Linked DNA regions of Homo sapiens: all the other regions are linked to region 1. A link is a loop called in an ENCODE intact Hi-C map of the cell type or tissue named here. Cell type or tissue: OCI-LY7. All regions are shown on one strand. Each heading gives the region's core, and the rest is flanking DNA. Links, peaks and the distances in the headings are about the cores only.

What was found. Peaks named below come from ENCODE experiments on the same cell type or tissue, not always from the same donor. Only the 100,000 strongest peaks of a DNase experiment are listed, where the experiment ranks them.
Region 2: a loop joins it to region 1, with 9 times the contacts of the local background. A loop is called at or near these places in 73 of 110 quality-filtered maps.
Region 3: it touches region 1 in a loop (5-fold over the local background); 20 of 110 quality-filtered maps call a loop at or near these places.
Region 4: a loop joins it to region 1, with 7 times the contacts of the local background. A loop is called at or near these places in 25 of 110 quality-filtered maps.

The regions. Positions count from the first base shown.
Region 1 is chr14:102,521,312-102,526,947 of GRCh38, reverse strand. LOC105370680 (a long non-coding RNA gene) reads right to left here. Exons shown (of 4, transcript XR_944239.2): 2 at 1,540-1,687. Among named protein-coding and RNA genes, the nearest start is that of ANKRD9, 14 kb to the right of the region's middle. RefSeq lists a silencer at 2,106-2,405. In OCI-LY7, for the core only: CTCF peaks have their summits at 2,102 and 2,306 (motif pointing left); DNase peaks (open chromatin) are centred at 1,427 and 2,177; H3K4me3 peaks cover 1,770 bases; H3K27ac peaks cover 1,130 bases.
Region 2 is chr14:102,587,112-102,592,747 of GRCh38, reverse strand. RCOR1 (REST corepressor 1) reads right to left here and starts at 99. Exons shown (of 12, transcript NM_015156.4): 1 at 1-99. RefSeq lists a silencer at 1-1,102 and enhancers at 681-1,496, 1,778-1,827. In OCI-LY7, for the core only: CTCF peaks have their summits at 1,797 and 1,997; DNase peaks (open chromatin) are centred at 247, 627, 1,207, 1,987 and 1 weaker place; H3K4me3 peaks cover 1,870 bases; H3K27ac peaks cover 2,006 bases.
Region 3 is chr14:102,898,890-102,903,889 of GRCh38, reverse strand. It overlaps TRAF3 (TNF receptor associated factor 3), which reads right to left. Exons shown (of 12, transcript NM_145725.3): 11 at 461-635. Among named protein-coding and RNA genes, the nearest start is that of AMN, 21 kb to the left of the region's middle. RefSeq lists enhancers at 1,957-2,386, 2,705-3,204, 3,205-3,706. In OCI-LY7, for the core only: no CTCF peak of the experiment used is centred there; DNase peaks (open chromatin) are centred at 2,019 and 2,409; H3K4me3 peaks cover 1,491 bases; H3K27ac peaks cover 1,420 bases.
Region 4 is chr14:102,914,839-102,920,474 of GRCh38, reverse strand. No RefSeq gene overlaps it. Among named protein-coding and RNA genes, the nearest start is that of AMN, 5.0 kb to the left of the region's middle. RefSeq lists enhancers at 3,626-3,765, 5,360-5,636. In OCI-LY7, for the core only: a CTCF peak has its summit at 2,424 (motif pointing right); a DNase peak (open chromatin) is centred at 2,434.

The DNA.
Region 1 (5,636 bases), core at 253-5,252:
AATCCTTGTGTGATGCAAAAGTTAGGTTTTATGCATTTGCTCAATTTTGCACCTCCCACTCCAAATGGCCACGGAAGGCTGGTGCGCCGGAAGGTGTTCTGTGTCTGTCCGGTGGCTTCTCCTCAACCTAGCCTGCACTCGCCAGGCTCTCATTCTTGTAGTTCAGAAGCAAAGTTTTAGAGAGAGTATGGATTTTGCCATTGGAATTGCTGGCTTCCGGTTGTGGCTGTGTGACCTTGGGCATGTCACTCGACCTCTCTAAGCCTCCATTTCCTCTCTGCTTTTAGTCCCCACTAAGGCCAACGTGTGTATGGAAGTGGGGGTGGGGCTGGGGGTTGGGATGGCATTTTCTTCCTTGGCAGACAGGGCCCTTGAGAGCCTTAAAGAGGGGCCGGGCGCGTTGGCTCATGCCTGTAATCCCAGCACTTTGGGAAGCCAAGGCGGGCAGATCACCTGAGGTCAGGAGTTCAAGACCAGCCTGACCAACATGGTGAATCCCAGTATCTACCAAAAATACTAAAATTAGCTGGGCATGGTGGTGCATGCCTATAGTCCCAGCTACTCAAGAGGCTGAGGCAGAGGCAGGAGAATCGCTTGAACCCGGGAGGCAGAGGTTGCAGTGAGCTGAGATGGCGCTACTACACTCCAGGCTGGGTGACAGAGTGAGTCATGGTCTCAAAAAAAAAAAAAAAAAGAACCTTAAAGAGGACTGCTATGAGTTCTCCTTGCAGACGAGGAAAGTACCCCAGTTTGACCCCTCAGTCTCCGGCTCTGGCTGGGTAGGGCCATCCTGGCTTGGTACTTTTGCCCTAGCTCAGGCCACGGTGAGCCCCCCGGTGAGCAAATGCTCTTGGTCATGCCATGCAGAGGCTGGGCTGGGCGCTCTGTGGATCCCCACGCAGGATGGGTTCTGGGGTGCACAGAAGAACCTTTTTCAAACATGGTGGTAAAACGCACATCACATAACACTTACCGTTTAAACCATGCTTAAGTGTACAGTTCACGTCTTTGCCATGGTCAGGGGAAAGAAGGAGGAAGGGAGGAATGGAAAGAAAGAAAAGAAAAATAAAGAAAGAGAAAGAAAGGAAGGAAGGAAAGGGAGGGAACAAACGAATGAAAGAGAAAGAAAAAGAAAGAGAAAGAAAGGAAGAAAGAAAGAAAAAGAAAGAAAGGAAGGAAAGAGAAAGAGAAAAAGGAGGGAAAGAGGGAAAGAGAAAAAGAGGAAGGAAGGAAGGAAAAGAAAGAAGGAAGGAAAGAAGAAAGGAGGCAGGGAGGGAGGAAGGAAGGAAGGAAGGAAGGAAGGAAGGAAGGAAGGAAGGAAGGAAGGAAAAAAAAAGCGTACAGTTCAATCTAAGCCGAAACTCCATACCCATTAAACAATACCTCCCCATTCACGGCTCCTCCCAGCCCCTGGCAACCACTATTCTACTTCCTGTCTCTCTGAATTTGACTACTCTGGACACAGAATGTAAGTGGAATCCTACAGTATTTGTCTTTTTGTGACTAGCTTATTGCACTCCGCATAATGTCAGGGTTCACCTTTCATCCATGTTGCAGCATATGCAGAATTTCCTTCTTTCTGCGGTTAAAGAGCTCTCCACTGTCCGTATAGACTGTTTGCTCACCCCTTCACCCGTCCGTGGACCCGTGGGCTGCTCCCACCTTTTGGCTGTTGGGAACGCTGCTACTGTGAAAGTGGGTGTGCAAATGGAAGAACATTATTTTGATGGTGTTGAATTTGGTTTAACCCATATTAGAGCAAACATAAGGAGCACAGCAAACATCACAGATATGAGATGAATGCTTAGGGTGCGGCTGCAGTGACGAAGTGATTTCAGGTCAATCACGAAAGGGTGACAGCGGACAGGATGAGAGTCGCCAGGAGCCAGCGAGAATGACTTCGGTTTGAGAAAGTCTAAGCTGGGTCAAGCCAAGGAGGAGCCCAGGCCACTCGCCCCGCGTCTCCCTCGCCGGGATCCCCTCCTCGGACCTCCCCCTCCTGTCTCCGGGCTAGCCCTTCTGCCTGCGGCTACCACACTCCCCTGGGGCAGCTTTGGCCCCGGGTTCCAGGAAAGCATCTGATTGGCCGTGTTCTCACTAGGCCAGCCCTGATAGATCACTGGCCAGCCTATGGATAGGCTCCCCTCAGTCAGATGCCCATGCCTGGTCCAATCAGCGGTGGGAAGCCGGGAGGGTCGGGGAAGTAGCTGTGGCTGGCGGGGCTCCCAACTCCTGCAGGGACTCCTGGCGGGTCCAAGGTGAAGCCCGGCCAGTCTCAGGCTTCACAGCGCCCCCTGGTGGTCCGGGGCGGAGGCGGGGAGGAGCCCAGGCAGCCGCAGGGCGAGGCTCAGGGCAGGCGTGGAGGCTCAGATCCGTAATCTCAGCACTTTGGAAGCCAAGGGGGGAGGATCGCTTGAGATTGGGAGTTTGAGGCTAGCCTGGGCAACATAGTGAGACCCCCTATCTCTACTAAAAATTAAATTTAAAAAAAGGGGGTCAAGGTCTGAGCATGGCTGACTCCACTCTGGACTCCATACCTGAGGGTAACCAAGGGAAGGGTGTTGGGGAGCGGTCCTGCCTGGGGCTGACCCCCCAGAACCTGCCCAGCTCCCCTTCTATCTGGGGCTGGGGGAGTTGGTTAGTGCGGGGTGGGGTGCGGGGACCCAGAACCCCCCAAAGCTGCTCTTCTCTCCCGGGCAGCCTCTGCCTTCTCCCAGCCCCCCTTTCATCACTCAGGGAGCCCTGAAAGTGAGGACCTCAGGTACTGTGCGTTTCCTAACCTCGCCTCAATCCTGGGTGTCCTGTTTGGACTCTGGGGCCCTCTGCGCGGCTCTCAGCGAATCTCTCAGCACAGGGGTGCATGGGTACCCCGCCCTTTGGTTCCAGGCTCAAGTCAGTGGCACCGTGTCCCCTCCAGGCCAGAGAGAGGGGTCTGCTCCCAGCGGTTCGTGGGCGGCTGGGGCTGGCGCACACCCTCTCTGCCTTTCCCTCCCGAAGCGCCGCCGTGGGCCAGGCCCCACCCGAACGGGGAGCGTCCCTAATTGCCCTGCACTAATTGCAGCTTCACCTGCGCGGCTGGGCTGGCCTCCCCTGAGCCTGGAGCTTGTTATTGGAAATAAGCCGATTTCTCCAGTTTGGGAGAATTCAGACTTGGGGGTTGAACTACTTGTGATTTGGGGCATTTATCATTGAAAATAGGCCTCGTTCCCTCACGGAGAGTTTTCTGTAAACAACTCGGCGCCACACATCCAGGCTCGCGTATCCGGGGCCCTGGGACCACACACAGGCCCCAAGGGTTTGGGGGCTGAAACCGGGAAGGTTCAGGGCTGCCTCCAGCATTGACCGGGTCTCAGCTGAGCCACAGCCCATCTGAAGGCTTAACGCAAGCTCTGGCTCTTTTTTTCTCTTTCTTTCTTCCTTCCTTCCTTCCTTCCTTCCTTCCTTCCTTCCTTCCTCCCTCCCTCCCTCCCGTCTCTTTTTTTCTTTCTCCTTTCCTTCCTTCCTTCCTTCCAGCCACAGCCCATCTGAAGGCTTAGCCCAAGCTCTGGCTCTTTTTTTCTTTCTCCCTCCTTCCTTCCTTCCTGCCACAGCCCATCTGAAGGCTTAGCTCAAGCTCTGGCTCTTTTTTTCTTTCTCTCTTCCTTCCTCCTTCTCCCTTCCCCTCCTCTTTCCTTTCTTTTTGACAGAGTTTCACTCTTTCACCCAGGCTGGAGTGAAGTGGCTCACTGCAACCTCTGCGAACCCTTCCTTCCTTTCTTTTCTTTTCTTTTTCTTTTTTTTTGACAGAGTTTCACTCTTTCACCTATGCTGGAGGGAAGTGGCTCACTGCCTCCTGGGCTCAGGCAATTCTGCCTCAGCCTCTCGAGTAGTTGGGATTACAGGCACCCACCACCACACCCAGCTAATTTTTTGGTACTTTTTAGTAGAGACGGGGTTTCACCATGTTGTCCAGGCTGGTCTCAAACTCCTGACCTCACGTGATCCACCAGCTTCAGCCTCCCAAAGTGCTAGGATTACAGGCGTGAATCACAACGCCTGGCCCTTTTTTTCTGTTTTTGAGATAGAGTCTCCCTCTGTCACCCAGGCTGGAGTGCAGTGGTGTGATCACAGCTCACTGAAGCCTCAAACTCCTGGGCTCAAGCGGTCCTCCCACCTCAGCCTTCCGAGTAGCTGGGACCACAGGCACGTGCCACTATGCCTGGCTAATTTTTAAAATTTTTGTAGAGAAGAGGTTTTGCCATGTTTCTCAGGCTGGCCTGGAACTCTTGGGCTCAAGTGATCCTCCTGTCTTAACCTCCCAAAGTGCTGGGATTCCAGGTGTGAGCCACCCACACCTGGCCTTCTCTAAGAGTTTTATTGATGTAGGCCATGAGTGGTGGCTCACACCTGTAATCCCAGCACTTTGGGAGGCTGAGGCAGGTGGGTCACTTGAGACAAGCCTGGGCAGATGGCGAGAATAATTATTGCTGAATAATTTCCATTGTATGGAAATCCCACACTTTATACATCTATTCACCAGTTAATGGATATGCCTTTCCATTTTGAGGGTATTATGAATAATGCTGCTATGGATGTTGACTAAAGAAATAAAATGCAGCTGGGCATGGTGGCTCACACCTGTAATCCCAGAACGTTGGGAGGCCGAGGTGGGCGAATCACGAGGTCAGGAGTTTGAGTCCAGCCTGGCCAATATGGTGAAACCCCGTCTCCACTTAAAAAAAAAAAAAAGGGCTGGGCGCAGTGGCTCACGCCTGTAATCCCAGCACTTTGGGAGGCCAAGATGGGCAGATCATGAGGTCAGGAGATCAAGACCATCCTGGCTAACACGGTGAAACCCTGTCTCTACTAAAAATACAAAAAATTACCCGGGCATGGTGGTGGACACCTGAGGCTGAGGCAGGAGAATGGCGTGAACCTGGGAGGTGGAGCTTGCAGTGAACCGAGATCACGCCACTGCACTCCAACCTGGGTGACAGAGGGAGACTCCATCTCAAAAAATAAAAACAAAAATAAACAAAAAAGCCAGGCGTGGTGGCGCACACCTGTAGTACCAGCTACTTGGGAGGCTGAGGCAGAAGAATGGCTTGAACCTGGGAGGTGGAGGTTGCGGTGAGCCAAGATCACACCACTGCACTCCAGCCTGGGTGACAGAGCGAGACTCCGTCTCAAAAAAAAAAAAAGAAAAAAAAAAAAAAGGCTGAGTGCAGTGGCTCATGCCTGTAATCCATCCCAGCACTTTGGGAGGCTGAGGCAGGTGGATCACCTGAGGTCAGGGGTTCGAGATCAGCCTGGCCAACATGGTGAAATCCCGTCTTTACTAAAAATAGAAAAATTAGCTGGATGCAGTGGTGAACGCCTGTAATCCCAGCTACTCAGGAGGCTGAGGCTGGAGAATAGCTTAAACCTGGCAGGCAGAGGTTGCAGTGAGCCGAGATCGCACCACTGCACTCCAGACCAGGCAACAGAGTGAGACTCCATCTCAAAAAAAAAAAAAAAAAAAAGAAAGAAAGAAAGAAAGAAAGCTTTTAAAGATATGAGTTTGGGCCGGGCGTGGTGGCTCACGCCTGTAATCCCAGCACTTTGGGAGGCCGAGGCAGGCGGATCACGAAGTCAGGAGATCGAGACCATCCTGGCTA
Region 2 (5,636 bases), core at 50-5,049, 66 kb before region 1:
GGGAGGCCCAAACGGGCAGAGCGCGGAGCCGCTTCAAGCCCCCAGCGACGAGCCGAGCGCAACTTTCGCTCTCATCGCCGCCCTCACTTCACTGGCACCAACTACTCCGGGAGCAGCGAGCGGAGAGGGGAGGAGGCAGGGGCGGGGCCTGCAGGGGCGCCGGGGGAGGGGGGCGCGCAGCCCAACTGACGCGAGATGGCTCCGCCCCCCCTCGCGCTCCCATTGGCTCTGGTGGGATTTGGACAGCCAGCGGCAGCGGGGTTGGCTCCGCGCGCCCGTCCGTCCGGGGCGGCGGGGCGGGGGAGCGGGGAGGGGCGGCTCCGGGCTTCCGTTGGCGAGGTTCGGTTGACGCGTATCGCCCGCCGTACGTGGTTTGAGGTTTGCCATCTCCCTACGCCCCATGATCCATCTCTCCAGGCAGCGGCGAGGAGTTCGCGGCCCTCCCCGCCCCCTACCCTTGGCCGCGGCCCCTGCCCTTGCTGCCCGCGCACGCCTCCCGCAGCCTCTGGCCCCCCATCTGAAGGACCCCGCTGAGAGTCCCGTCGACTTCTCAAAGTAAAATGTGTCTGGCGCTGGGAAGCCGCGGAGCGCCCGGCCGGGACTACTTTCCGCTGCGCGGAGGAGTACGGGCGCGCTAAGACTCCATACAAAGAGGAAACTAATTGGGGGAAACTCGCTGCGCCCCCGCCTTTCCCAGGGGACGCGGGGCTGGCGGGGGCGGGGGCCGCGGCGCGGGGGACGGGCTTCCCAGGCGGCCGCCTCCCCTGGCGCGAGCTGCGTGGGGACTCGGGTCTGCGGTGCTGCCCGCTAATTGGGTGGGGGAGGCCGGGGCCCCCGGGGTGGCTTGGGTGCGGGGTGCGCCGCGGCTTCAGAGGCCCAAGGGAGGGTCCCCGTGGGTCCCCGGGGCACAGAGTCCCGGCGTGGGGACGCCCAAGCCGCCTGGGTGGCCGCTGAAAGATGAATGAAGGGGCCCAGTCGTCCTGGGGCGGGGGTCCAGGAAGGGTAAAGAGGAAGAAGCTATTTTCATCCCAAGCTCTCGGCACGGGAGGAGGGTCAACTTCTTTCGGGGCGAGGGCAGCCACTTTTCCGGACCTGCCGCCCGCCCCGCCTCCCTACTCCCCCCGGCACCCCCACGAGGGAGAACACGGGGTGCGGGCGGGTGGGGTAGGCTGAGGCTAGCCTGAGAGCCGCTGCCTTGGAGAGGGACCACCGGGCAGCCGTACAGCTGTTAGGAGGCTGAGGAGTGTAACTGCCTTGGAGGTCCCGGTGCCCTACCCCCAGCCAACCCTGAAACTACGCGCCCTTCGTAATTAGACCAGTGGAGGTCTATACGGAAAATCTTTTTAAAGCAGGGAAGGCTATTTTTCTTTTAAGTTACTTCAAACCTGAGCTTAATTTGGGGACTAGCTCTGGATATAAATAGCTACAGGGAGAATTTGGGAGTTTTATGGTTTTAAAGCCTGAGTAAATAAGCAGGGTTTTGTCTTGAACATTTTCTGCAGCATGAACCATTATTAACTTTATTGAAGAGACCACGTTCACTTCTGCCTAAATGGCCTTTAAGAAACAGGGCTGGGAGCCCTCCTGGTATAGAAGCCCTTCCCCCACCAAGTTCAGGTGGGGGACTTAGACTTTTAGACTCTCCTCAAAAGTACGTCCCTCTCCTTGGAGTGCCCTGGATGCTGCAGGTGTGTGCCCCAATACACCCTGTCAGCTGGCCTGGGCAGGGTACAGAACCGGGGTGGCATTCCCGGGGCTGGGCCACCGGCTAAGGCCTCTGACTCATCCGGAGGTGAGCCCTGTGTGAGGAATGAGGTCCAGAACACGCTGCCCCGCTCGCTTGGTGTCTACAAAGTTCTGCCACGAGACTAGAAGGATCAACCTACAAGGGCACAAAGGTGATACTGGGTCATTAAGGCAATAGGGATAGCAGAGCACACAAGGCCGCCCTCTCCACCCACCAGCCCCCAAGGCTGAGGCCAGGCTGGGCTACCAGTAGGGGCGCAGCAGTGGACTTGACAAGCATTCTTTTTTTTTTTTTTCCAACGAATATTAACACTTAATATGTGCCGGGCCCTGTTCTATTTTGTCTGACCCTAATGCTACACCGATACTGTATTGGCCTGAAGCTCTCAGATTTACCAACCGTAAAATACAGGAAACAGTACCTACCTCCTGGCCTGATGGACTGTAATAGAGTCCATCCTTCCAGCATAGGGAACCCCAACGTTAAGGACACTCGCCTTCCCATCGCTTGGGGAGAGGGCTCCACACACAGCCCTGGGATTGGGAATTTGTGATCCCACACTTCTAACGCATCCACAAAGCCGGCAGCCCTATCATGTTTTTCGGTGAGACTCCCACTCTGAAAGTGAGACCTCATGCCTGCTCCCCTCTCCTTACACCTCCCACAGCCCCTTCTGCCTGGGCTCCTAGCCCGTGGCCTTACCTCATTCTTCAGAGAAAAACGAAAGCCTTCAGGATCTTTCTCCTCTCCCAGTACCCAAACAGACAAACTTCCCTGTCGGGTACTCACGTCCTCCTCAGGCCTAGGACCCCATCCCGCTGCCCTCCCCTCGAGGCTTTTCTGTGCCATCAGCCTCACTCTGGACCGACTCCTGCCCCCAAACCCTCTCCTGCCTCTGGCCATTTCTCCCTCCCTTCAGACATTTCTGTAGACTTCCCTACACTCACCTCCTCCACCCCTTCCCGTCCCAGCCTCTCATCACCCCATCCAGCAGGGCTGTGTCCCCACCCCTTAACTGCTGCTAAGGTAACCTACAACCTCTCCGCTGCCCAATCCGGGGGTCACTTCTTGGTCTCGCTGAGCTTCTCAGCAGCAGCTGAGTCGACCACTCCTCCTCCTGGAAACCCTCACTTATCTGGACCTGGGGATTCCAGTTCACCTGGTCCTGCTACCTCACAGGTCACTCCCCATCAGTCTCCTCTGCAGCTTTCAACCTGTCATCGTTGGGATTCCTCCTTGCCTTTTTCCTTTCATTAATTTTTTTTTTATCCAGAGTCTCACTCTGTCGCCCAGGCTGGAGTCCAGTGGCACGATCTGGGCTCACTGCAACCTCTGCCTCAGCCTCCCGAGTAGCTAAGATTACAGGCACCCGCCACTACACCCGGCTAATTTTTGTATTTTTAGTAGAGACGGGGTTTCACCATATTGGCCAGGCTGGTCTTGAACTCCTGGCCTCGTGATCCGCCCGCCTCGGACTTCCAAAGTGCTGGGATTACAGGCTTGAGCCATGGCGCCCGGTGACATAGCGAGATCCCGTCTGTATAAAACAAAAACAAAAAAAAAAACTGTGACCCTATGACCATCTCGTCCCCCCACCCTAAAAAAAAACAAAAACTATGACCATGACCATCTCATACCCCACCCTTATAGATGAGAAAGCTGAGGCACCCAGAAGTGAAATATCTTCCTAGGATCAGGCATGATATGAGGGGAGGAGCCGGGGCACAGCTAAGCCAGGAGCTATGGAGCCTCTTAACCAAGGCCAGAGTTGCCCCAGGGATTCTGGGACGGCCAGGGGCAAGGGTGTCTGCAACATGCTTGGTCTGATGCTAAACATACAGTGTTTATAATTTTGTATTCATTGTATTTTCCCAGAAAAAGGGAAGGGAAAAGAGTCAGCATGTGTTATAAAATGATTAGAAAATGGGAAAGGAAGTACCTGGTACAGCAAAATCAACCATCAAATGAACATACCCCAGTGATGGAGTCATCAAAGCCCAAAGGGGCTCCGTCTCCTTCAGTTCAGGAATGAAGGGAAGGGATCAGGAAAAGGAGAGACGGGTACAGGCTTTCCTACCCCAGTGTTTATAGTTCTTCCTGCTGCTAATTATTATTATTACTATATTTGGGCTTGTTAGAAAATTCTGTTTGGCAAGGAATTCCTTTCCCAAGAATGGAGCCAGGCAGAGGGCAGGGTATGGGCCAGGGCTGGGAAGTGTCAGGAAAACACCCTAAAGCCATTCCTGGGAGGTTTCAAGCCCCCAAAGGACTATTGGAAAACTGAGACTTCAGGCTGGAATTTTAGCCATCCTAAGAGTTCTGAACCTGGAATCCATGGATAGAATTCTGGAGACCATGAACCAGAGCTGGTAAATACATCTTTATTTAAATTAACCTTTAACACCAAGTGCGGTGGCACTCACTTATAATCCCAGGTACTTTGAGGCCTCCAGCAAGACCCCTGTCTCAAAAAAAAAATCAACCTTTAACCAAAATCCAGCATTTTCTTCACTTATGAATGTAGGTGATATTCCATCTCAACACATTGCAGTCACTGGAAATATCTCAAAATAGCATTTATTTATTTATTTTATTTTTATTTTATTTTTTGAGACAGAGTCTTGTTCTGTCGCCCAGGCTGGAGTGCAGTGGCATGATCTCAGCTCAGTGCAACCTCCCGGGTTCCAACTATTTTCCTCCCTCAGGCTCTGAGTAGCTGGGATCACAGGCACCCACCACCACGCCCAGCTAATTTTTGTGTTTTTAGTAGAGATGGGGTTTCACCATGTTGGCCAGACTGGTGTCGAACTCCTGACGTCGTGATCCGCCCACCTTGGCCTCCCAAAGTGCTGGGATTACAGGCATGAGCCACCGCGCCCAGCCTCAAAATAGCACGTATACTCGTCTCCAAAATCACAGAAGTTATTAGACCCACTGCTAGAACTTGTTACTTAATATGTTAATAACTAAGCAAGTAAATCGTAGACCTAATTGTAAGACCTAATTGTAAAACTATAAAACTGTCAGATGAAAACCTAAATCTCTGTGACCATGAGGTAGGCAAAGTCTTCTTGATTACGATGCCAAAAGGATAAGGAACAAAAGAGAAAAATTGGAATTCATAAAAATTAAAACTTGTGTGGGTGAGCATGGTGGCTTACGCCTGTAATCCCAGCACTTTGGGAGGCTGAAGCGGATGGATCACCTGAGGTCGGGAGTTCGAGACCAGCCTAACCAACATGGAGAAACCGCGTCTCTCCTACAGATAAAAATTTTGCTGCAGATGGTGGCAGGCTCCTGTAATCCCAGCTACTCGGGAGGCTGAGGCAGGAGAATCACATGAATACAGGAGGCGGAGGTTGCAGTGAGCAGAGATTGCGCCATTGCACTCCAGCCTGGGCAACGAGCAAAAACTCCGTCTCAAAAAAACAAACAAAAAAAAGATTAGCTGTGGCTGGATGCGGTGGCTTACGCCTGTAATCCCAGCACTTTGGGAGGCCAAAGCGGGCAGATCACGAGGTCAGAAGATCAAGGCCATCCTGGCCAACATGGTGAACCCCATCTCTACTAACAATACAAAAATTAGCTGGGTATGGTGGTGCATTCCTGTAATCCCAGCTATGGGGTGGCTGAGGCAGGATAATCTCTTGAACCAGGTAGTCGGAAGTTGCAGTGAGCGGAGATCACGCCACAGCACTCTAGCCTGGCAACAGAGTGAGACTCCGTCTCAAAAAAAAAAAAAAAAAAAAAGATTAGCCAGGCGCGGTGGTGGGTGCCTGTAATCTCAGCTACCTGGAGGCTGAGGCAGGAGCATCACTTGAACCTGGGAGGCAGAGGTTGCAGTGAGCCAATATCGCCCCCCATTGCAGCCTGGGTAACAGAGCGAGAC
Region 3 (5,000 bases), core at 1-5,000, 380 kb before region 1:
TTTCAGTCCCCAAAGCCATAGGCCCACATCTGCTTGTGGATCAGAAACATGCTGGCAGAGCGCGGTGGGACTGCTGCCCCCTGGCCCTTAGGAGTGGGGTCTGGGGCGCCCCGACCAGCAGGTCCTGGCCTCTGCCATCTGCGCTTGGGCCTGTCCTGTGGGTCACCCTGCGGCCAGTCTCTCCCAGGAGGGCTTTGCAGCTTCCCGTGGCTGCAGCTGCCCCTACTTTCTACACCATGTAGGGCCTCACACGGAGGGGACAAGCCTGCGCGGGAAACGTTTGTCTTTGCTGGGGGACTTTCAGTAGGAAAGTCATCACACCTCTGCGTGTTACCCATAATTAGAAAAAACTGTCCTAAGGCACATGTACCTAACATAGCCCTCATCCCACGGACCCCGCCCCAGCACTCGCCCGGGGCCCAGATGCACACTGCTGGCCCGGCCCCGGCCCCTGCCTCACCTGTGTTCCGAGCCACTTGCCCCGCGCTCTTGTCCACGCTCTCCAGCTCGGTCACGCGGTTCTGGAGGGACTCCACGCTGCTCTTCATGCTGTCTGCTTCCTCCCAGTTCTGCCGGAAGGGCCGGATCTCCTTGTCAAGCTCCTTCAGTTTCTCTGCTTGGCTGTCTATCACTCGCTTCCAAACCAAAGGTGTTAAAAAGCAAAACACAGTTAGGACTCGGAAAATGCTGCACCACCTTCCATCAAATACAGACAGGCTAGGAGCAGAACAGTCAGAGGCCCCTGTATGAGGCCTGCCACCCGCGGCTCTGACTCCAGGAGTGGGGCTCTGCATCAGGCCTCCTGGGAGCTCCCTGGGATCAAGTGCTTGTGCCGGCAGGGAGCACTCGAGGTGACATGAAGCCACATGGAAGAAAACAACAGGAGGCTCCACTAAGTCAGCTTGCTTTGTCAACAGAGAGCCATCAGGAAAGCAAAGTGACAGGTGGCAAGTGTTCAGAAGACCAGGGGAGAGGTCTCCACTGTCTCTGGGGCAGGCAGCAGCTCATGCTTCTGCTGCCCACAGCAGGCTTCCCTGTTTCACAGTGGCACTGGTGCCGCCTGCCCGCCTGTTTCTCACACACCCACACCCTGGCATCAGCCAACCCCACCAGCTCTCCTGTTCAGATACCAGGATCCGACCTCACCCTCACACTCCCATGTGTCCCTCCCAGCTCTTCTCCCAGGCCACAGCACCTGTGCGGGGCCACAAGGCTCCCATGGACATCTCCTCTGCAGCCCTCGTATACCTCGGGGGCCATAATACAGAGGGTCCCTGCTTCCCAGAGAGGCCTCACCCCTGTAAGTGCAGGTCCCACGGGACAGGTGGCCCTGCATGGCTGCCACAGGGTCTCAGGTTTAGGATGCCAGAATCATGCCCATGTGGCCTCATCTTCCCTTGGAACGTCTAAAGGCCTCCTACCCTGCTGCTGGGTCTGGGGCAGAAGCACAGTCCTGTCTCTGTGGCTGCAGGGGGTTCCCCAGAACGACCCCAGGGTCCCAGGAGAAGACTCCCACTCCTCAGACCCCTCCCACCTGGATGGTGGCAGGAAAGGGCCCCAAGGCATGTCCTCAGGCCCTAGGTGAAACCCAGTGGGCCGATGCTGCAGACGCAGGGGTCTTCCCCCTCCAGCTCCACACTCAGGCTGCCAGGCCCCAGCGAGGGAGGCAGGAACGCAGAAACCCTGCCACGAACACACGAGGCTGCCAGTAACCAGGCCTGACTTTATGCTACTTCATTTAACTAATTCAGAAAGCCCTTTCCCAAAACACACAGGCTGCTCATATTTGTCACTACCTGGAGGGGTGGGAGCTGTACTCCGCCCTGGTGGCCCAGTCTGTGTTAAGGGGCTGGAGTGTCCACCTGTGAGATGAAGCCAGGGACTTAAAGGGTTTTCACTTCAAAAAATGATGTGCATTTTCAAGCAGCTTGTGATGGCTGGAGAGTTCAGTGCTCAATGCAGCTGTGGAATGACTGAGCCACCTCACAAGCTGAGGGCCACACCGGGTGCTCGAGGGGCGGGCCCCAGGGCCCCCTGAATTCACTTCTCCTTTTGGAAGTCTATTTTTAAACATCTAGGTTTCAGCACCTTTGCTGGCTGTTATTAACCACAAAGACACAAACATGACAGGTCTGGGTGGCTTTTTGGGCGTAAAAGCAGTGTTATTCTTCCTGTTCTTTCCAAGAAACATGATATTAGTTAACCTCTAAAAAGTAAGGATAATTTCTCTAAAGAACACCTCTTTCCACTGTCACTGTCCCTTTAAACTGACACTGTCACTGTCCCTTTATTTTACACAATCATACATGTTCAGAAGGATATTTAATTAGCTCACCAAGTCTATTTGCTGGGGGACAATACCACTGACGACACTGAACATCCAAATACACGGCTCCTCTAGTGAGCACCGGAAGCCTCTCGCATCTCCACCTTCTAACACGCACACTGAGCTGGCAGGGGTGCTCGCGAGTGGCAGGGGAAAGTTAATGAAAACCTGATCAACAGAGGTCTGAGAGACGCCCTTTGTAACTTAGCAAACCCCGAAATGAAGCATGAGTCCCAGGCAGGGTGGCCCAAGACAAGCTGCGCCTCACGCTGAGCCTCAGGCCCCCGAGGTTAAGAGGGGGATGGCACCGAGCCACCCCTCCCCGCGATTGTGCTACGCAAGGGCACGCCTGACCTCAAGCACAGAACGGGGAGTCTCCAGCAAGGACTCCCCCACACAGCAGGGGCCCCCGAGTCAGGAACACACAACATGCGTGCACCGCATGCACAGACCAGCACGACTAAATAAAAGGCGTCTCCATGAGCAGCAAGGGAACTCGGGCTATTTTTAAAACAGGCACTTCATCTGTATCAATGGCACCATTTCAAAGCAGAACGCAGAGTCACATCAAGTGTTCTCTAAAACGCAGCAAACGTGATTTCATCCTTGAAGAACGGTCTACACTCAGTCACTGCAGTTTCTATAAAAAATAAATCTCAAGTGCAGGTATGGAATTGTACAGAAAAAAGACTCCGACACAGAGCTGAAGAGACAGACTGCACTCCACATCAACAATCCAAATCAGAAGGTTTGCCTTCAGGGAGCATCAGCCCGTGAGCCTTATACACTTGCATGCCAGGGCTGCAACCGTGTCACCTGCTGTGATGCCTCACTCTCAGGCCACTGCGACCCTGGCACACAAGCCCGGCGCTGTGAGAAGCCCGGTGGTGCCGGCAGCCTGAGTGAAGGCCGCGTGGATGGACGTCCCTGCCTTCTGTCCCAGTGCGTGCTCCTCTACGTGTGCCCTGTGGACCCCCTGACTGTAAGAACCACCAGTTCATCTAGTCCACTGACACCAGAAGCCTGGGTCATGCTCGCACCTATGCTATCTTCTTTTTTTTCTTTGAGACAGTCTTGCTCTGTCACCCAGTCTCGAGTGCAATGGCGCAATCTTTGCTCACTGCAACCTCTGCCGCCTGGGTTCAAGTGATTCTTCTGCCTCAGCCTCCCGAGTAGCTGGGATTACAGATGCCTGCCACTGCGCCCAGCTAATTTTTCTATTTTTAGTAGAGACGGGGTTTCGCCATCTTGGCCAGGCTGGTCTTGAACTCCTGACCTCGTGATCCACCCGCCTCGGCCTTCCAAAGTGCTGGGAATATGGGTGTGAGCCACCGTGTCCGGCCTACCGGCCTAGGCTGTCTTTTTTTTTTTTTTTTTTTTTTTCCGAGACGGAGTCTTGCTCTTTCTCCCACGCCTGACTGCAGCGGCGCTATCTCGGCTCACTGCAAGTTCCGCCTCCCGGGTTCACACCATTCTCCTGCCTCAGCCTCCCGAGTAGCTGGGACTACAGGCGCCCACCACCGCACCTGGCTAATTTTTTGTATTTTTAGTAGAGACGGGGTTTCACCGTGTTAGCCAGGATGGTCTCGATCTCCTGACCTCATGATCCGCCCGCCTCGGCCTCCCAAAGTGCTGGGATTACAGATGTGAGCCACTGCATCCGGCCTGGCTGTCTTCTTAATAAAGAAAAACAGGATATTTAAGAAGTAAAATATTAAGAACTCATCGTTCCCCGGACAGGCAAAAAAGCAAAGACACTCTTGAATTCCACTCCTTGACCCCCTGCCTGCACCCCCACTGCCACAGCCAGGCCATCGGGCCCTCTGTGCTTCGACTCCCGCCATCACCAGGGCTTTAGGGTCTACTGGAGAATCAGACAAGGAAGAAAGAAGAAGACCCCAAGTGACGTGTGCCCTCATCACCTAGCTGGTCCACAAACATGGCTGGAGGAGTGCCTGGAGCTGGCCAGGAAGGGAAGCAGGAGAAAAAGACATCTGTGCAGCAGCATGGAGCTTGTCAAGGAACAATGAGCGGGTCCACTTTAGCGCAGGGAGTGGGGCGAAGCTGGGAAGGTGACCGGTGGCCAGGCACAGAGGTTTTCTGGGCCACAGTAAGATTTTACGATAAACCCTTCCTGGGGCAACAGGAAGGGCTCTGAGGATGAAACAGTGGGGAACACGGCTGAGCTGGGCTGCTGCTCAAGAGGGTAGGCGGGGCCTGCAGCAGCAGAGGGATGGCCTGGCCCCGTGCAGCTCCCACACAGCCAGCACCTCTGGGCATCAGAAGGCTTTCAATCAGCATTTCCTGAGGATGGACAGTGCAGAATCCTCCTGGCCAAAGACCACCAACCCCACAGTGGTCCCAAAGGTAACACTGAATTTCCCCTTTCAAAAAACCACACGGTTGGAAGGACCTTCTGTGTAGACCACGCCTGCTCAACAGGTCACATGGAGAAGAGTTTTCACATGTTTCAGGCAGAGCCGTGTCCCTGCACTCAGGGGAATCAGGCGCGGGCAGCCTGCTCTGAGTCCCTTCCCTAAACACAACCTGCTCTCCGCCACGCCCAGCCTCCTGTGGGGAAGAGGCAGGTGCGCCATCACCTTCTACTCGTCACAGGTCAAGGGACACTGACCGCTGCCGTCACCACTCCATCCTCACTTCTCTGCCCTTGGCA
Region 4 (5,636 bases), core at 356-5,355, 390 kb before region 1:
GATGAGTGAATTGTGGATGATGGATGAGTGGATGGTGGATATGTGAATGGGTAGAGGGATGGATGGGTAGATGGATGGTGGAGAATGGATGGTGGATGAGTGAATGGTGGATGAATGGATGGTAGGTTGTGGATGGGTGGATGGTGAATGTGTGGATGGATAGATGGTGGATGGATGGATAGTGGGAGTGGATGGTGGATGGATGAATGGTGGATAGATGGATGGTGGATGTATGCATGAATGGACGGTGGATAAATGAATGGTGAATGAATGAGTGGTAGATGGATGGAAGGTGATGGTGGATGGTGAATTGGGATAGATGGGTGGTGCGTTATGAATGGTGGATGATGGATGGTGGATGGATGGAAGGTGATGGTGGATGGTGAATGGGGATAGATGGATGTTGGATGATGGATGGTGGATGGATGGAAGGTGATGGTGGATGGTGAATGGGGATGGATGGTGGATGATGGATGGTAGATGGATGGAAGGTGATGGTGGATGGTGAATGGGGATAGATGGATGGTGGATGATGGATGGGAGATGGATGGAAGGTGATGGTGGATGGTGAATGGGGATAGATGGATGTTGGATGATGGATGGTGGATGGATGGAAGGTGATGGTGGATGGTGAATGGGGATAGATGGATGTTGGATGATGGATGGTGGATGGATGGAAGGTGATGGTGGATGGTGAATGGGGATAGATGGATGGTGGATGATGGATGGTGGATGGATGGAAGGTGATGGTGGATGGTGAATGGGGATAGATGGGTGGTGGATGATGGATGGTAGATGGATGGAAGGTGATGGTGGATGGTGAATGGGGATGATGGGTGGTGTGTTATGAATGGTGGATGGTGGATGGTAGGTAGATGGAAGGTGATGGTGGATGGTGAATGGGGATAGATGGGTGGTGCGTTATGAATGGTGGATGATGGGTGGTGGGTTGATATAGTATTTTGTAGAAGGACAGTTGATCAACAGACAGATGACGGATGGTAGATGAAAGCAGATAGTTGGCTGGGCGCGGTGGCTCACGCCTGTAACCCCAGCATTTTGGGAGGCTGAGGATGGAGTATCACTTGAGGTCAGGAGTTCAAGACCAGCATGGACAACATGGTGAAACCTTGTCTCTACTAAAAATACAAAAATGAGCCAAATGTGATGGTGCACATTTGTAATCCCAACTACTTGGGAGGCTGGGGCCGAATTGCTTCAACCTGGGAGGCAGAGGTTGCAGTGAGCCGAGATTGTGCCACTCCACTCCAGCCTGGGCGACAGAGTGAGACTCTATTAAAAAAAAAAAAAAAAAAAAAAAAAAAAAGAGTAGATAGTTGATTGTGGATGGTGAATGGGTAAGTGTATGGATGGCAGCTCACAGATGGTGAATGTTATTGGTGGATGGATGGATAGAAGAGTGATTATGGAAGGATGGTTGATGGATGGTAGATGGTAGTTGAATAAAGGAGAACGAGGGAAAGGGCGGACGGTGGCAAAATGAATCATGGTTGCATAGTGGATGGTTGATGGGTGAAAGAGAAATCGTAGCTGTTGAACAGATGTGTATGTATGGATAGTTGTTGCAATGCACGGTGGGTGAGAAAAAGTTGTGGATTTTGGATGTAGATGGATGGTGGACAAGACCAAATGGTGGAGGGATGGATTGATGGTGGATGAATAATGGTGAATGAATTTTAGATGATGTGTGAATGGATAGTAGTAAGTAGAGAGACAGTAGGTAGATGGATAAGAGTACAGGAGTTACTGGATATAAATCAATGGGTGGGTGGACAGAGCATGGTGGATAAATTGTGAATGAATGTGCGCTAGGTGATGGATGGATGATTGATGGGGGTTGGGGGAATGGGTCTGCAGTGCATGCTTGGATCTGCATCATGCACGTTGGAATGGCTGGGTGGTGAGTGAATGGAGGATGGATTTGTGGGTGTTGGGAAGCAGAGAGGTAGAAAGATGAACAGCAAATGGATTGTGCATGATGTTTGGATGATTTGATGATGGGGAGATGAGTTTCTGGGAGGGTGGTGAATTGGTCATTAGGGGATTACTGGTGGAGAGATGGATGGTGTGCCTTGTGGATTGGGGAGACACTGGTTGTAGCTGATGGAAGGGGGAGAATGGTGGATGGTTACACTGGGTTCCAATGGCAGGATGGTGGATGAGTGACTAGGGAAGGGTGCAGGAAGGATGGTGGAGGTGGGTATGTAGGCAGAGGACTGAAGGTGAAAGGGAAACTACTCAGTCTTGGAGACTTCCAGGGCCTTCCACCCTCCAGGCCATCCTGCTGTTTCCTGCACCCCCACCCCTCATCTGCAGACTCTGCCATGAGCACCCCTTTGCTTGGCCTGGTATTTGCTTCTTTCATGAGTGATATGCTGCATCCGGGGAGGAAGGAGCCGCCACTGGGGGGAGCTCTGCCTCTTTTTGTGTCCCGGGTGGGCGCCTTGCCTCGACATCTCTGATGCCACCAGCATTGCCCCTTACCTTGGAGGGATCGCCTTGAGCAGAGGTCCCTGCGCTCAGTGGCTCTGTGGTGCTGGCCCAGCCTAGGACGGGGAGGGTGGGTCCTCACGGTCCTGGAGTTTGGCTGCCCCTTGCTGGACTCACATGTCCTCAACCAGGAACAAACAGGATACTTGGGGGTCACAACTGTTTTGCCCCTTGTCTTGCTTCTCAGTGGGAAGGAGGCAGTTTGACTGACAGGGCTGCGTTGGGCTTCACCCCTGAGTGTCTGGCTCTGCCCCCCATCCCCACCGCCACCATAAATGCAGAGGGCCAGGTGAGGCTCAGCAAACTTCACCCCTGGTGCTCAGGGCCACAGCCAGGACTGAAAGGGCCCAGAGGCTGGGGCTCCCTCTCCTGATGGTGGGGCCTCAGGGGAGTCCAGAGTGCTGGACGGCCAGGACTTGGGGCAGCAATGGAGCCTCTTTGACTACTGCTGCTCCACCTGGGCAGGCCATTCCTAGATTGTGCTGTGTGGAGAGGGTAGTGAGGCCACTTGGCTTCCTGGTCAGGGGAGGCTTCCTGAAAAAGGTGGCATTAAAATGAGACAGGAAGGATGAGATCACAGCTGCAGCCACAGTGAGGAGGTTGAATTGAAGGTGGCAGACCATAGGGGGCTGGGGCTGGCTGGGTGGGGTATTGGGATCCATCTCTCTTGCCCTGAGTGGCCTCTGGAGGTGGGTCCAGCAGTCAGAGGGTGGCCCAGCGAGCTCACATGAGGCAGCAGATAGGCACCAGGGCGCTGGGCAGACAAGCGGTACCAGAACCACTCACATGCAAAGATGTGAGCTGAGGAATGGCTGCGACCGCACTGCAGGTGCCATGTGTGCACAGAAAGCCCTTGAGCATATGCACAGGTGCCCCCGGCCCTCAGGCACACATGAGGGCACAAACTTGCAAATGGCTCAGAACCTCAGCAGGGACGTGGAGAAATGCAAAGCCCCGGAGTTTCCTCCAGTAAGAAGAACCTCTCACGGCCCAACTGCTTCAGCGCAGGCTTCAGCATCTAGAGGCTGTCTCAGTCTCTTGGTCCCTGTGTCTGTCTCCGCTATGGCTGGCGGCCCTCCTGTGTTGGTTTCCGTGTGCACGGCCTTCTCCACGTGGCAGGGAAGGTGTCTTGGGAGAGTGAGACTCACCACCTCCTTGACCAGGCCATGGCAGGAGGGTCTCAGTGAGGTCTCTGATTGGTTCCTGTCTCCAACTCTGCACCAGTTCCTGTAGCCTGAGGTTGCTGTGCTCTGACTGGCCACGCTGGCTCACAGCCTCCCCTGAGGTGTGGAGGCAGCAAGAGTGACAGCCCTGCCTCCTGCACATGGCAGGGCCAGGGAAAAGGTGGGGTGGGCCTGGGACATCAGCAAGACAGGGAAAGAGCCCGCCAAGGCCTTGAGACGGGAACATGAGGGATGCTTCGAGGGAGCCAAGAACACCCGGTGCAGTGGCTCATGCCTGTGGTCCCGGCGCCGCAGAGGCTGAGGAAGAATTGCTTGAGCCCAGGAGGTTGAAGCTGCAGTGAACTGCGATTACCCCAGCCTGGGCCTCAGAGCAAGACCTCAGGTTTTTGGGGTTTTTTGTTTTTGTTTTTAAAGGAAGGTGGCTGGGCACAGTGGCTCACACCTGTAATCCCAGCACTTTGGGAGGCCAAGGCAGGCAGATCACCTGAGGTCAGGAGTTCGAGATCAGCGTGGCCAACATGGTGAAACCCCATCTCTACTAAAAATATAAAAATTAGCTGGGCGTGGTGATGGGTGCCTGTAATCCCAGCTACTTGGGAGGCTGAGGCAGGAGATTTGTTGGAACCCAGGAGGCAGAGGTTGCAGGGAGCTGAGCTTGCGCCACAGCACTCCAGCCTGGGCGAGAGAGCAAGATCTGTCTCACAAAAAAAGGAAGGCAAGAGGCAGGAGAGGAGGGAAGAGAGTGCAGGTGAGGCCAGGAGGCTTGCTGAGAGCAGCTGTTGCTGGGTGGGTTGGATACAACTCAGAGGGAAGCCCAGGAGGGTATGGACCAGGGGTCTCCACCTAGCTTGGATGGGGCTGGGCCTGCTGTCTGCTGGGGTGGGGGACAGGCAGAGCCCCCCTGGTGGCATCTAGCGGTGGTCGGACCAGTCCTGGGCGCTGTCTAGGACTCAAATGCCATATGACACTGCAATTCACTTCGCCTCCATTCGTCACCTGCAGAGCAAGGGTGGCAGCGCCCATCTCACAGGGCGCAGGGACCCAGTGCCCCTTCAGGCTGCAGCCCTGGCCTGGGGGTTGGGGGGTAGGGAAGCAGGAGCACCAGGAGACGAGAGCTCAGCCCCGGAGGAACCGTTGGTCCCTTCTCCATCCATGGACAATGGGAGGAAGGAGGAGGACATCAGGGTGTTGGGGAGCTGAGGGTCTCGGGAGCACCAGCTAGGAAGCTGCCCCTGAGTGACTTGCTTCAACCCCACCCCAGATGGGGAGGGCTCTGCAAGACTTGGACCAGGGGCCAGCCACTGTCCCGCCTCCACCTCCACTCCTCCTTCCGCACGGAGGGTTAATCTGCCCCTGCCCCTGCGCTGTATGGAGGGAAATGTTGTCAGGTGTTCACCGGCCTCCGGGTCAAGAGGAGCCGCTGCTGGCAGTCAGGGTCACTGACTTGGTACTCAAAAACCCTTACTGTCCCTCCTTGGGCAGAGTCCCCGCAAGGCTGGCTGGACCAGGACGTGAGTGGATGTGACCCGGGCTATGTATGTGGAGCCCGGGCACAGCTGATGGAGAGCAGTCACCCGGCACGAGGTGACCAGCGAGAGCTGCGCCAAGCAGGCCGCCCGAGATGGAGCTGGGCCCACGGGTGCTGAGGAACGGCTGGGACCACACTGCAGGTGCCATGTGTGCACAGAAGGCCCTTGACCATATGCACAGGTGCCCCCGGCCCTCAAGCACACATGGGGACACATGCTTGCAAACGGCTCAACCCTCAGCAGGGAGTCGGAGAGCTGTGGAGCCCCAAGTGCCACAGGGGCCAGGGAAGTGGCGGGAGCCAAGTGCCTGTGGGTGCCGGGAGTCCTCCGAGCCGAATGGCTGCAGGCCAGGGTGCAAGGCCCAGCCCGGGAGGGCACAGCCGCCTTCCCCAAGGTCCAAGGTCCCTTGCAG